2 separate regions of the Homo sapiens genome follow, and region 2 is linked to region 1. Evidence: chromatin contacts called from ENCODE Hi-C or POLR2A ChIA-PET data. All regions are on one chromosome and are shown on one strand. The core of a region is the stretch at or near the end of the contact, and the rest is flanking DNA. Distances in the headings are between cores, read along the strand shown.

Region 1 (5,848 bases), core at 741-3,240:
GAAAAACTGATAAGTATCTCGACAGCTAGCGTCAGGGTGATTCCCAGGACAGAGGTAAAAGTCAACATTTTGGAGTTCTTTTTCTGTACCTTTGGAGCTTCCACATCCAGTTTGGCTCCCAGAGTGTCCAAATCCTGCTGCAAGGTTGACACTTTCTGCTCCTATGACCGGTAAGTTGTGTTGTTCTTCATGGGTGCGAGCTGGCTCTGAGAACAGTGCACATAGATCGACTGCAAAGGTGACTTCCTTGGAAGTACCGGCCCTCCAAGTAGTGTTGACGAATACACGTCCTGTTGTGAAAGAGGTGAGGAGGAAGGAGTAGGAAGGCACGGAGGACATAATAGGTGAAAACAAACAAGAGAAGTAAATAAAAAGAATTAATCTAACAGTTTCACCCGACTTAGGCGCAGTTTTAAGGGGCCTGATCCAGCCTTGGGGACCCATGTTTCTAGTTGGGCTCTGTTGGCCTTTTTGATGTGGGAGTGATGAATCCAAGCAGGAATTCAATCCGCCTTCAGAGCCGTTGGCATCGTGAGGATGACGGTGTGAGGTCCCTTCCAAGCAGGAGTGAGTCCTTCTCTCTGGAACTTTTTAATAAACACTAGGTCTCCTGGCTGGAATGAATGGCAGGGCCCCATCTGTTCAGGAATTGGATTGGGATGGGCTCCTCGAACAAGTGGCAGAATAATATCTTGTACCTCTTGGAGAGACTGTAGGCACTGCAATAAATTAGCTTGTGATATTTCTGCCAAATGGGCATCTCTTAGCTTAGGCAAGATAGGTGGCGCCTGCCCATACATAATTTCAAAAGGCGATGACCCAGCCTGATAAGGGGTGCACCTTACTCTTAAGTAGGGCTAAAGGAAGGAGACTCACCCAATTTTCACCGGTTTTTAAAATTAATTTTGTAAAAGTGTTTTTTAGGGTGCAGTTCATGCATTCTACCTGCCCAGAGCTCTGGGGTCAATAGGCACAATGGAACTTCCACTGAATGTTTAACGTCTTACTGACCCACCGAGCTATGGACGAGGTGAAGGCAGGTCCATTATCAGACCCTATGGCAGCAGGCAGCCCGTATCAAGGGATGATTTCATTAAATAAGAACTTAACTACCGTATTGGCAGTTTCGTTTTTGGTAGCAAATGCTTCAGTCCATCCAGAGAAGGTGTCTACTAGTACTAGAAGGTATTTGTACCCAGCCCGGTGTGGTTTTACTTCTGTAAAGTCAATTTCACACTTTTCTTCTGGCAAGTTTTTTCGGAGACAGTGGCCTGGGCTGGGTTTAGGACCTTGCTTGGCATTTACCTGGGCGCAGGTTGTGCACTGGAGAGCTGCTTGATCTGTTAGGCTTTGAAGATGGGGGATTCTTCTTTGTTTTTGATAGCCTTTCCTGCTGAGGTGAGTAGCCTGCGCTCCTGGTAGATGGCTCCATGTACATGCACAGTAGCAAAGGTGTACCTGCTGTCAGTGTAAACGTTAATACGTTTATCCTTACCCCATCGGAGAGCCTGAGTGAGGGCCATCAATTCAGCTTTTTGCGCTGAGGTGTTTGCTTGTAAAGCCTGAGCCCACGGCACATCTGTCTCCATGGTAACAGCTGCACCGGCCTTTCATACTCCCTGCTCGAGAAAGCTGCTACTGTCTGTGAACACAGTGGCGTCCACCTTCTCTAGGGGCATATCTTGAAGATTGGGTGGGCCAGTTTCGGTAGTTTCTAACAGTTCCTGACAGTCATGGATAGTAGCTGGATTCAAACACCATGTGGGAGAGAAAGTCAAACGAGGCTGATCTAACAGTAAACTGATACTGCAGGATGCGAGCATTTGACATCCATTTGCCAGAAGCACTTTGAAGTAAAGTCTCTATGGCATGAGGAGTTGTAAGGGTTAAATTTTGGCCCAGAGTTAACTTATCAGCCTCTTGGACTAGGCTTGCTGTAGCTGCTACTGCTCGCAGGCAACTTGGCCATCCAGAGGCCACGGGATCCAGTCTCTTAGATAAATAGGCCACTGGGCGTCTCCAGGGTCCTAAAGTCTGAGTAAGCACCCCTTTAGCAACTCCCTGGCTTTCATGGACAAACAGGTGAAACGGCTTTGAGATATTAGGGAGGGCTAAAGCAGAGGCTTCAGTTAATGCCTTTTTCAGGTTTCGAAAAGCCTGTTCTTCTGTGTCTGTCCAAATTAACGGGCCATTTCATTCTGTACCTCTTGGATAGCCGCCACTAAGATTTTTGTTTGTCCTTTGAATGCTTTATCAGCAGCCTTTTCAGCTGCCTGTGTTGCTTGTTTTTGTTTTTCAAACTCTTGGTTGTCAAAAACCTTTTGGGCTATTTCTAAAAGCTGACTGATATTCATTCCAGCAAATCCCTCCAGTTTTTGGAGTTTTCTTTTAATATCTGGGGCTGCCTGAGCCACAAATGCCAAATTAAGAGCACGGCTATTTTCGGGGGCCGCCGGGTCAAAAGGGGTGTAAATCCGATAAGCCTCCCGGAGGTGCTCTAAAAACGCTCCTGGTGACTCATCGGGCCCCTGGATGACTTCAGTCGCCTTAGACAAGTTTATGGGTTTCCGAGCGGCTCCCTTAATACCCGTGAGGAGATACCAGTGAAAATCGTCCAAAGTTCTCGTTCCACTTGAGGAATTTGGGTCCCAGTTAGGCCGGGTAGAGGAAAAGACCTTCTCAAGGAGGTCTCTAGCTTCCTCCTCCGGTCTATTGGCTGATGCAAGGAAGTGCTTTCTGGCCTCTCTCCAGATACGCTCCCTCTCCTCAGAGGTAAAGAGAGTTAAAAGGAGCGGTTGGCAGTCATCCCAGGTGGGCCGATGGGTCTGGAGTATGGACTCCAACAGTGAGGTCAAAGCCTGGGGCTTTTCAGAGAAGGCAGGATTTTGGGTTTTCCAATTATACAAGTCAGAAGTAGAAAAAGGGACATAAACCAAGAAGGGGGCTGAGCGCTCATCACCCGGAGGGACTTGTGCCTCTCTCAGTGGTAGTAGAGGGGCTGCTTCCTCCCGCCGCGGCCGCAGTCGAGAGGCAATGGGTGGCGAGCCCACAGGGGACGTCGTCAAGGAGATATGGGACGACCCTAAGGGAGCAAGTTGGTTGTAAGGCGGTGGGACTGGGTGAGGGAGACTCTCCTCTTCTTCAGAGGGAGGCAGTACAGGGGGAGCCGAACCGGCAGAGGGTTGAGGCGAAAACGCGGCCTGGCTCAGGAGGACTTTGGAGGTGGAATTGTGAATGGCGCATGAACGGAGCCATGGAGGAGGATTCCTGACCAAACTTAACCATTGATTTTTACAGGGAACCTGATTAGGATAGCCGGGAGCTTGGGTAACAACCCGCCACACGGCTTGAACAATTGTAGGATTCAATGACCCTTCAGAGGGCCACCCAACTCCAAACTTGGGCCATTCTACTTTACAGAGTGTCCGGAGCTTGCCTTTCTTAAGGCGGACTCCATAATCCTCTGAGAAACCAAGAGAAAAATTTTTCAGCATGCACTGGAGGGGGCTCCAACCCTTGCAAGGCCGGGACTCCATAAATGACTAAGTTTTACAGTTAAAAAAAAGAATGCTAAAGTACTGGACAACAATTACATGTAAGTTGGGCGTGGGGACATTCACATAAGATTTATATATTAACTAATAAAAAATTGAGATTCAAATGATGGCAAGCTGTTTCATCCAAGAACATGCATGTCAGATTACGTTTTCCAAAGATGCTGCAACAATATTTCCTATCCCACAATGTGGCCTTGATACTCCTCTCATTAAGAAATGGGGTCTATGTCCTCGCCCCTTTAACCTGAGCCATCTTGTCTCTGAGTTGTAACTGGTAGAATGCAGCTGAAGTGACACTGTGTGAATTCTAAGACTAGGTTGTAAAAAGTGATGCAACTTTCTCCTTGTTCACTGGCACACTCACTTCTGTACCCCCTGAGCCACCATGTAAGATGTCCAACTACCCTGAGGCCTCTATGCTGTGAGGAATGCAAGGGCAGGGTGTGTGTAGGGCATCTGGTTATCAGCCCCAGCTGAAGTCCTAGCCAACCGCAAGCATCAACTGTCAGACAAGAAAGTGAAGGTGCCTCAGGATGATTCCAGCCTGAGTCACTGGGCCACTTGAAGATGTTGAATCACCACAAGTCATTTGAGTTTTCCCACCTGAGGCCCCAGACATCATGGAGCCGATAAAAGCCATTCCTATTGTGTTCTGTCTAACCTCTGACCCACAGAATTTGTCAGTAAAATGAAATGGCTGTTTTAAGCCCCTAAACTTTAGGATAATTTTATTTGTTATCTTAATAGTAACTAGAACAAACAGGGAATGCCTTTTCCATGTTCAGTTTTTTTAATTGCTTTTTTTATCAATGTTTAAAGTTTTCTTCATATAGATCTCATGCATTTCCTGTTAGCTGCATTCCAAGAGATTTTATCCTTTTTGTTATTACTGTAAGTGAAATATATTCTCCTATTAAGTTTGCAAGTGGGTGTTGTTTACATATATAGATTATGCATGCATACATTTGTTCCCAGACAATTTACTTAATTTTTCAATTTGTTTTAGTTGGTTTTCCTGTTGATTCTCCCACTCCCAGCAAAAACAAAAACCCATGTCCCAGACCTTTTTTTAGACTGGTTTGTAACAGATCCTTTAATGGCCCACTTGAGTCCATCAAGCTATGAAGTCTTCCTGAATAAGGAGTGGATTCACTTACTTCCTAGAGGAACTGCCCAGTTGATATGGTTTGGATTTGTGTCCCCACCCAAATCTCATGTCGAATTGTAATTCCCAGTGTTGGAGGAGGGGCCCGGTGGGAGGTGATTGGATCATGGCGGTGGATTTCCCCCTTGCTGATCTTGTGACAGTGAGTGAGTTCTCAGGAGATCTGGTTGGTTAAAAGTGTGTAGCACCTCCCCCTTCCCTCCCTTCCTCCTGCTCCAGCCACAAATGGGTGGAGACGTGCCTCCTTCCTTTTCACCTTCTGCCATGATTGGAAATTTCCTGAGGCCTCCCCAGAAGCAGAATCCTGTACAGCCTGCAGAATTGTGAGCCATTAAATCTCTTTTCTTTATAAATTACCTAGTCGCAGGTATGTCTTTATAGTGTGTGAGAAGAGACTAACACACCAGTAGATAATCTAAGGTAGATCTCCTTTACATCAGACAGGTAAATTAAGTTGTTTCTCTCCCTTCTCATTCCTTTCATCATTTAAGTAAATTCTTAAATTCCAATGTTTTTTTTTCTTCAGTAACTAGAAAAGAGGACAATTTCTCCTCTTCTCAATCTTATCTTCTAAACAGAAACTCTGAATACATTATCCAAACCTTCAACAATATTTATTGTTTTATATGCACACAAATACACATGTGCATATATATATATAATTTTGTATGCAAAGTATACCTTTATTAATATTTGTTTAATATTTTGACTTTAAAGTCTCTTGGGACTTCCAGGCATACAATCATATCATCTGAAAATGATGATTTTATCCCTTTTCCCTAATTTTTTATATCTCTATTTTATTTTTCTTTTATATTTGCCTTGGGTAATATAAATTCCATACATGCTGAGTTTGCATAAATATATTATTTTTAGACAAAGTTAGCTAATTTTTATTATTAAGCTTGCTGGGGAAGGATCAACTGGGGATGACTAGGCAATTGGATATACAGGCTCGAGGCTCAAGAGAGTAATATGGGATCTGATAATTTGAAATCTGAGAGTCATCAATGTAGGAGCAATCACTGAAGCCATGAGAGCAGATGAAAGGGCTCCAGGAGGAACAATGTATAGCAAGAGGAGAGAAAAGAGTCTAGGACAGAACCCGAAGAAACATCAACATGTA
Region 2 (5,814 bases), core at 2,322-4,821, 950 kb after region 1:
TTATCTTGTATCTTAACCCAATATTTAGAAGACGAAGGAATATTTCATTTTGGCTTCTTTAGAAAGAAAAGAAAAAAGAATTTGGGGGCCAAAATAATTATCTTTAAGTATTTGAAAGACTGAAAAGCAAAATAAATAAATAAATAACTATGAGTCTTATTCTGTATTTTTCTAGTGGTAGTTTTAGTCTAATATTTGTTGTTTCCCCTTAAAAATACTACTTAATTTCCCCTTTTTCATTCTTGTTGCTTAACTATCCTTTTTTCCTTTTTCTTCTTCTTCCCCTCTCTCTTTTCTCTTCCCTTGTATCTCTCCTTTCTCCTTATCGTTTTCTTTTCTTTTCTTTTTTTTTTTTTTTGAGACGGAGTCTCACTCTGTTGCCCAGCTGGAGTGCAGTGGTGCGATCTCAGCTCACTGCAACCTGCGCCTCCCGGATTCAAGGAATTATCCTGCCTCAGCCTCCCAAGTAGCTGGGATTACAGGTGTGCACCACCATGCCTGGCTAAATTTTTTTGTATTTTTAGTAGAGACAGGATTTCACCATATTGGCCAAGCTGGTCTCAAACTCCTGACCTTTTGATTTGTCTGCCTCAGCCTCCCAAAGTGCTGGGATTACAGATGTGAGCCACCGCACCCGGCCCATTTTCTTTTTTCAATTCTTTTTCTTACCTTTCTTTCACTTTCACTACTTTCCTCATTTATGCTTCCTATATCTTTTTCTTAAGAAAACCAAACTGTGGAGTACATAATGAAAGCAAAAAAACCTCACGTGTAGTGTGCATAGCTACTGTATATTACCAGTTTCAAAAACAAAGCACTCTCTTTTTCTCCGATGTTATATTTTAATCTGAGAAGTAATATTTGCAGAGTTTTCAGTGGTTTGAAGGAAGTAAAATATAACACAAATATCTTCTAGACATACACAGCATAAGCTTTTACTTGACTACACTCAGATGTTATCAAGAGTAAGTTCATTAATAACTTGCTGTTATATCAAAATTGGAAAATGAAAAGTAAGAAAAAACAAAAAAGGGGCATCTGGATTTTCAAGAATATTGCAATACATTTGGAAGTGGAAGCTGAGCACACAAGAAGAGAACAAATAAAGACCATGTATATTTGTGTTAAATTTGGGGAGGGCTCACATGATAAAAGACCTTCATAGCTAGCTCAAAAGTTAAGACTTTCCTTTTATTATTTTTATTGTATACTATGTGTTTATTGCAAGAACCATTAAGAAATATAAGAAACATTAAGAAAACATAAACTGGGAAAATAAAACCAAAATAGAATTACCCAAATGCTCACATCTAGTTAATTTCTTGATGTATAGCTCTATCTTTAGCTCTACAATGTACATGCTATTTTATAAATACATTGTCCTTCTAAGAGGATACTGAATATTTTTCTGTGTCAATAAATATGGAATAGAAACCTTTCAAGACCTATAGGTGATCAGAAAAGGACAAAAAAGATGTGGGGCAGAGTGATGAGCAAGACCTGATGGTGGGTAAACATGTCCTGCTACTTGAAGAATGTGCAGGATTTAGATAACCAGATGGGAGATGTCTCTCGGAAGAACAGCAACATGGAAAAATGCAGGAAAGGGAAAGTGCATGCACGGGTCATGCATGGTCCAGTAGGGAGACCAGTGTGGCTGGGAAGCTGGCTTTCTGTGGATAAGAGGGAAAAGGCAGGGAGAAGGATAGACCCAGGCAAAGAGAAGCTTTAGAGTACCTATTCTTTATCTTCTCTGAAAACTGGACAAGAAGAAATGGATTTGAATGGCAGTCCGCAGTCAAATGCAGATGGCTCTCCACATAAAGAGAATTGTTACAAATGATCTGCAGTAGTGAATGAAAAACTGGGATTCCCCTCTAGAGAGCTTTAAAAAAGGACAGATGTCTGAGCTCAAATAAGGATCTACTGCAGATACTTGCAATGCATTTGCCTTATCTTAGCTCATCTTAGTAGTAGGCAATTTAACAATATATTCTGGCTTACTGTTTTTCAAACTGTGGGCACAATAGTTGGTTATGACATTTAGTGAGTCATCATCAACAGTTTAAAAAAGAAATTTGAATAAAGTAGAACAGAAGTTGAATATCAGAATATGCTGCCACTGTTAACATTCTCAAGAGCCTATTTGTGTAAATCGGGATTTTCAATCTTCAGCCAATTAAAACAACAAAAAAAATCTGGCTGAACAGTGCACCAGAAATGCAGGTAGCATTATCTTCATGTGTCTCAGACTGTAATAAACATGAACAGGCAAAGATAGCTGGAGCATTAAGTAAAATATTTCCTAATTTTTAGTTTTTATTGTTTGTTTTGGATTTGTTTCCACTTTGTGTTTACAGATGAATAAAACATAGTTCACATTATTCATTGTTTTTACCTGATCATAGATAATGAAGAATTGTTCCATGAAACTTCATGTTCAAATCATGTGCATTTATATGTACTAGTTGCAATGTAAAATGTATTTCTTACTGAGGACCACGGGGAAAAAAAGTTTGGAAAAATTACTGAGAACTTTACTTAAGAACAATTTGTATACTCTATGCATATTCTGCTTAGTTTCTGAATTGGTTGAGACTCTTGGTTAACAAATAACAGAAAAAGCAACTTGTACTGTTAAAACAAAAATGAGGGGAGATTATTTTGAAGGCTATAGCGTACGTCCCAGAACCAAAGCCTTTTGAGTGCAACTGGGCCTCACTAGAGAGTGCAGCTCATTAAGTGGAAGGTCGTAAGGAAGCTCAGCCCTCTTCTGTCTCCTCCTATCTCTGCTTCCCTGGCAGGCCTGTTCTTTCTTCCTGTGCGGGCTGACTTTCCGGGTCCTCAGTTTCCACAGTGAAGCCCAGGTCTACATGCTTCACGTTACGGTTTTTAGCACCCAGAAAGTTTTTTCCTCTATCTTCATCTTAATTTCATTACTCAGTCCCCACCTCCCAATGAGGAAAGAAAACCTGCCCGTTTGGGTCAGTTCAAGTCAGGTCTACCATTGGTCCAGTCAACTGTGGGCTGTGGAGAAGAGGGATAGAGCAATGGGGAGCCATGATGGGATCTGGAATTCTACTCCAAAGGAGGAACAGGGGTGAGCCGGGCAGATATTCCAAATGGCCCCTGGTGCATGCTCTTAACTCTTCTTTCTAGAAACTAGTGAATTCTTATATATTGATTCAAAGGAATCAAGATTCTGCATGTGCCCCAAATGACTTTGAGTATTAAATCCAAAGAGACACTTTTTCTTAATTAAAAAAAAACACTGTGGCTTGCAGGCAATTGAAGAACCTCTTAGAAATGGCACATTTCTTTATACAATAATCTGAGCTGGAAACAAATGCAGGGAAAGAAACAAAAATGAAAACAAACCTGACACCAATAAATATGTAATGTGAAGTGATCTGCAACAAGAAGGATCAAGACTATTTTATAATCAAACACCAAAGAGAGGTGACCTTAGGCGTACCTTGGAACATAAAAATCTTGCTTTGCAGGATGGCTTTATTTTCTGCCTTAAATCTAACCAAAGAGTTTGCAGTATTGTGTGGTTTGGGTGTGGCGGTAGAAGCCTGGGGTGAGTCACCATGATGACCAACTGTGGTTTCTTTTTTGCTATAGTGAAGAAATGTGGTTTGCTCAGTGTATCGTCCCAATCTACATGCCTTCTGGATAGGCTACAAGAAATACCTATTAATGGACAAAAGACAGGCTGAGGGAGGAAATGAAGTCTAGGCCTGGGAAAATTTAGATGACAATTTTTTGAGTGGGAGGGAGTAGGTTAGGATATATAGAAAGGAAAAGATAATTGATTCAAAATCTTCAATATGACAAGAATATGATAATTCTTATAATAAAAATTGATTCCTATGAATGACTTGGTCTAGATATATTCCAGACAGAAATAGCACATTAAAAAATTAATCTAGCTTTGGTAAATATTTGAAGCAAGCAGTTGGCTGTACAGATATTTGGGCTGCAAAAATTTCTATATAGAAAATTAATTCCATAAGATGGTGTTTGTGAGTGGGAGAAAAATGAAAGTTAGTGGAAAGTGGCAAGATTTCAAAAATATAACTTGATTTCCAGAGATACACTTGCTAGTCTGAAAATGTAATTTTGTAGGCCAGGCACGGTGGCTCACACCTGTAATCCTAGCACTTTGGGAGGCCGAGGCGAGTGGATCACATGAGGTCAGGAGTTCGAGACCAGCCTGGCCAACATGGCAAAACCTCATCTCTACTAAAAATACAAAAATTAGATGACCGTGGTGGTGGGCACCTGTAATCCCAGCTACTCAGGAGGCTGAGAGGCAGGAGAATCACTTGAACCCAGGAGGTGGAGGTTGCGGTGAGCCGAGATCATGCCACTGCACTCCAGCCTGGACAACAGAGCGAGAGTCCATCTGAAAAAAAAAAATGTAATTTTGTGACTCAGTTTTCTGTGTTGCCTCCAGATCTGAGGGGCCATGACGAACTTGCACCTATCCCAGGACAGGAACACGGGAGTACTTTGGGTTTAGTAAGTTCATTACCATGCACACATCATCCCAAATTTGGTTTCTTGTTGCCTAACAAATGTTAAAGTTATTTCAAATAACCAGCCACTCTATCAGCACATACACAAAAGAAGCAAACCAAAAAGAAAAAAAAAAGGAAATGGAAAAATGGAAAAAGCACCCATTATTGGGAATGAGTACATCAGCGTGAATTCTGGCTGCCAGCTCAGGTATGTGGGTCTGGATTAGAGCTTTCCTAGGGTACTGCTCAGCTGTGGCTCATTTTATGGTCTACAGAATGTCTGGAATGCTGGTTGAATGGAAACAGATCTATAACATTCATTGATTGGACAGGAGGTTGCTTCTTACTGGGGATCCAACAAAAACTGCTTTGCCCCTGTCCAAAGAACATTCAGGGGTTTTGAAATTTTTAACTATTAATAATAAATGCAATTTAATAATTGCAACCAGCATTTATTTGCACAATTATCATACATGAGGCACTGTGCCAAATGCTTTAATACACTGCCTTATTCCATCATCAGAATAACCCTAGGATGTAGGTACTCAGCTTTATCATCCACAGGTAACAGGTTAGGGAACTGATATTCAAAGTGATTAAGTAATTTGCTTGAGGTATGCAGTCCATAAGTGGCAGAGCTGGGATTTAAACATAGTTGTGTGGATCTAAAACTCTTATGCTTTACCCACTATGATGTATTGCCAAAATATGGCAATCTCCAGCAAATGCGATGTGGTATCTACCTGGATGTTTCTTTGGCTCTGTTTTTTATTTCTTTATAGGATTCTCTTTCAAGTATATATTTATATGCAAATCGATTCCTAGGTAGAACAGCCAGTTGGTGGAGCAGTCAAAACACACACAACATTTATCAATTAAATTCTCTGTCTTCTATGGGTGCACTATGTGGTGCCCCAAAATAATTACAATAGCAACATCAAAGATCTCTGATCACATATCACGTAACAGATATAATGAAAAAGGTTGAGGTGTTGCAAGAATTACCAAAATGTGGGTAGACATGAGGTGAACACACATGCTGTTGGAAAAATGGTGCTGACAGACATGCTCGAGGCACGGTTGCCACAAGCCTTCATTTTGTAAAAAACACAGTATCTGTGAAATGCAATAAAGCAAAGAGCAATAAAATGAGGTATGCCTGTATTTACTTGTCTGTCTCTTCTAATTGTAAAGTCCTTTAGTGTAAGAGGTCTACAGTACCTCCCCATAGCAGGCATCTGTTACTGAGTAAATAAAGGAATAAATGATTACCTATGTGCAGACAGTA

Evidence for each region. Hi-C counts contacts between places; a loop is a spot of excess contacts on that map. ChIA-PET counts read pairs that join two places held with the same protein, here RNA polymerase II (POLR2A). Pooled maps may share reads with other maps.
Region 2: a pooled map shows a loop between it and region 1 (2.0-fold over the local background). The contact joins two enhancer-like sites. A Hi-C loop is called at or near these places in 5 of 50 pooled maps. POLR2A ChIA-PET finds 5 or more read pairs at or near these places in 2 of 52 experiments (A549 and B cell).

Annotation. Positions count from the first base shown.
Region 1 is chr5:95,708,546-95,714,393 of GRCh38, forward strand. It overlaps a transcript of SPATA9 not described here. Among named protein-coding and RNA genes, the nearest start is that of RHOBTB3, 20 kb to the right of the region's middle. Within about 2 kb of position 1,991, at least 10 of the 41 ENCODE cell types and tissues checked have a DNase peak (open chromatin) inside an H3K27ac peak, as active enhancers do.
Region 2 is chr5:96,653,685-96,659,498 of GRCh38, forward strand. It overlaps a transcript of CAST not described here. Among named protein-coding and RNA genes, the nearest start is that of CAST, 5.8 kb to the right of the region's middle. RefSeq lists an enhancer at 3,060-4,259. Within about 2 kb of position 3,572, at least 5 of the 41 ENCODE cell types and tissues checked have a DNase peak (open chromatin) inside an H3K27ac peak, as active enhancers do.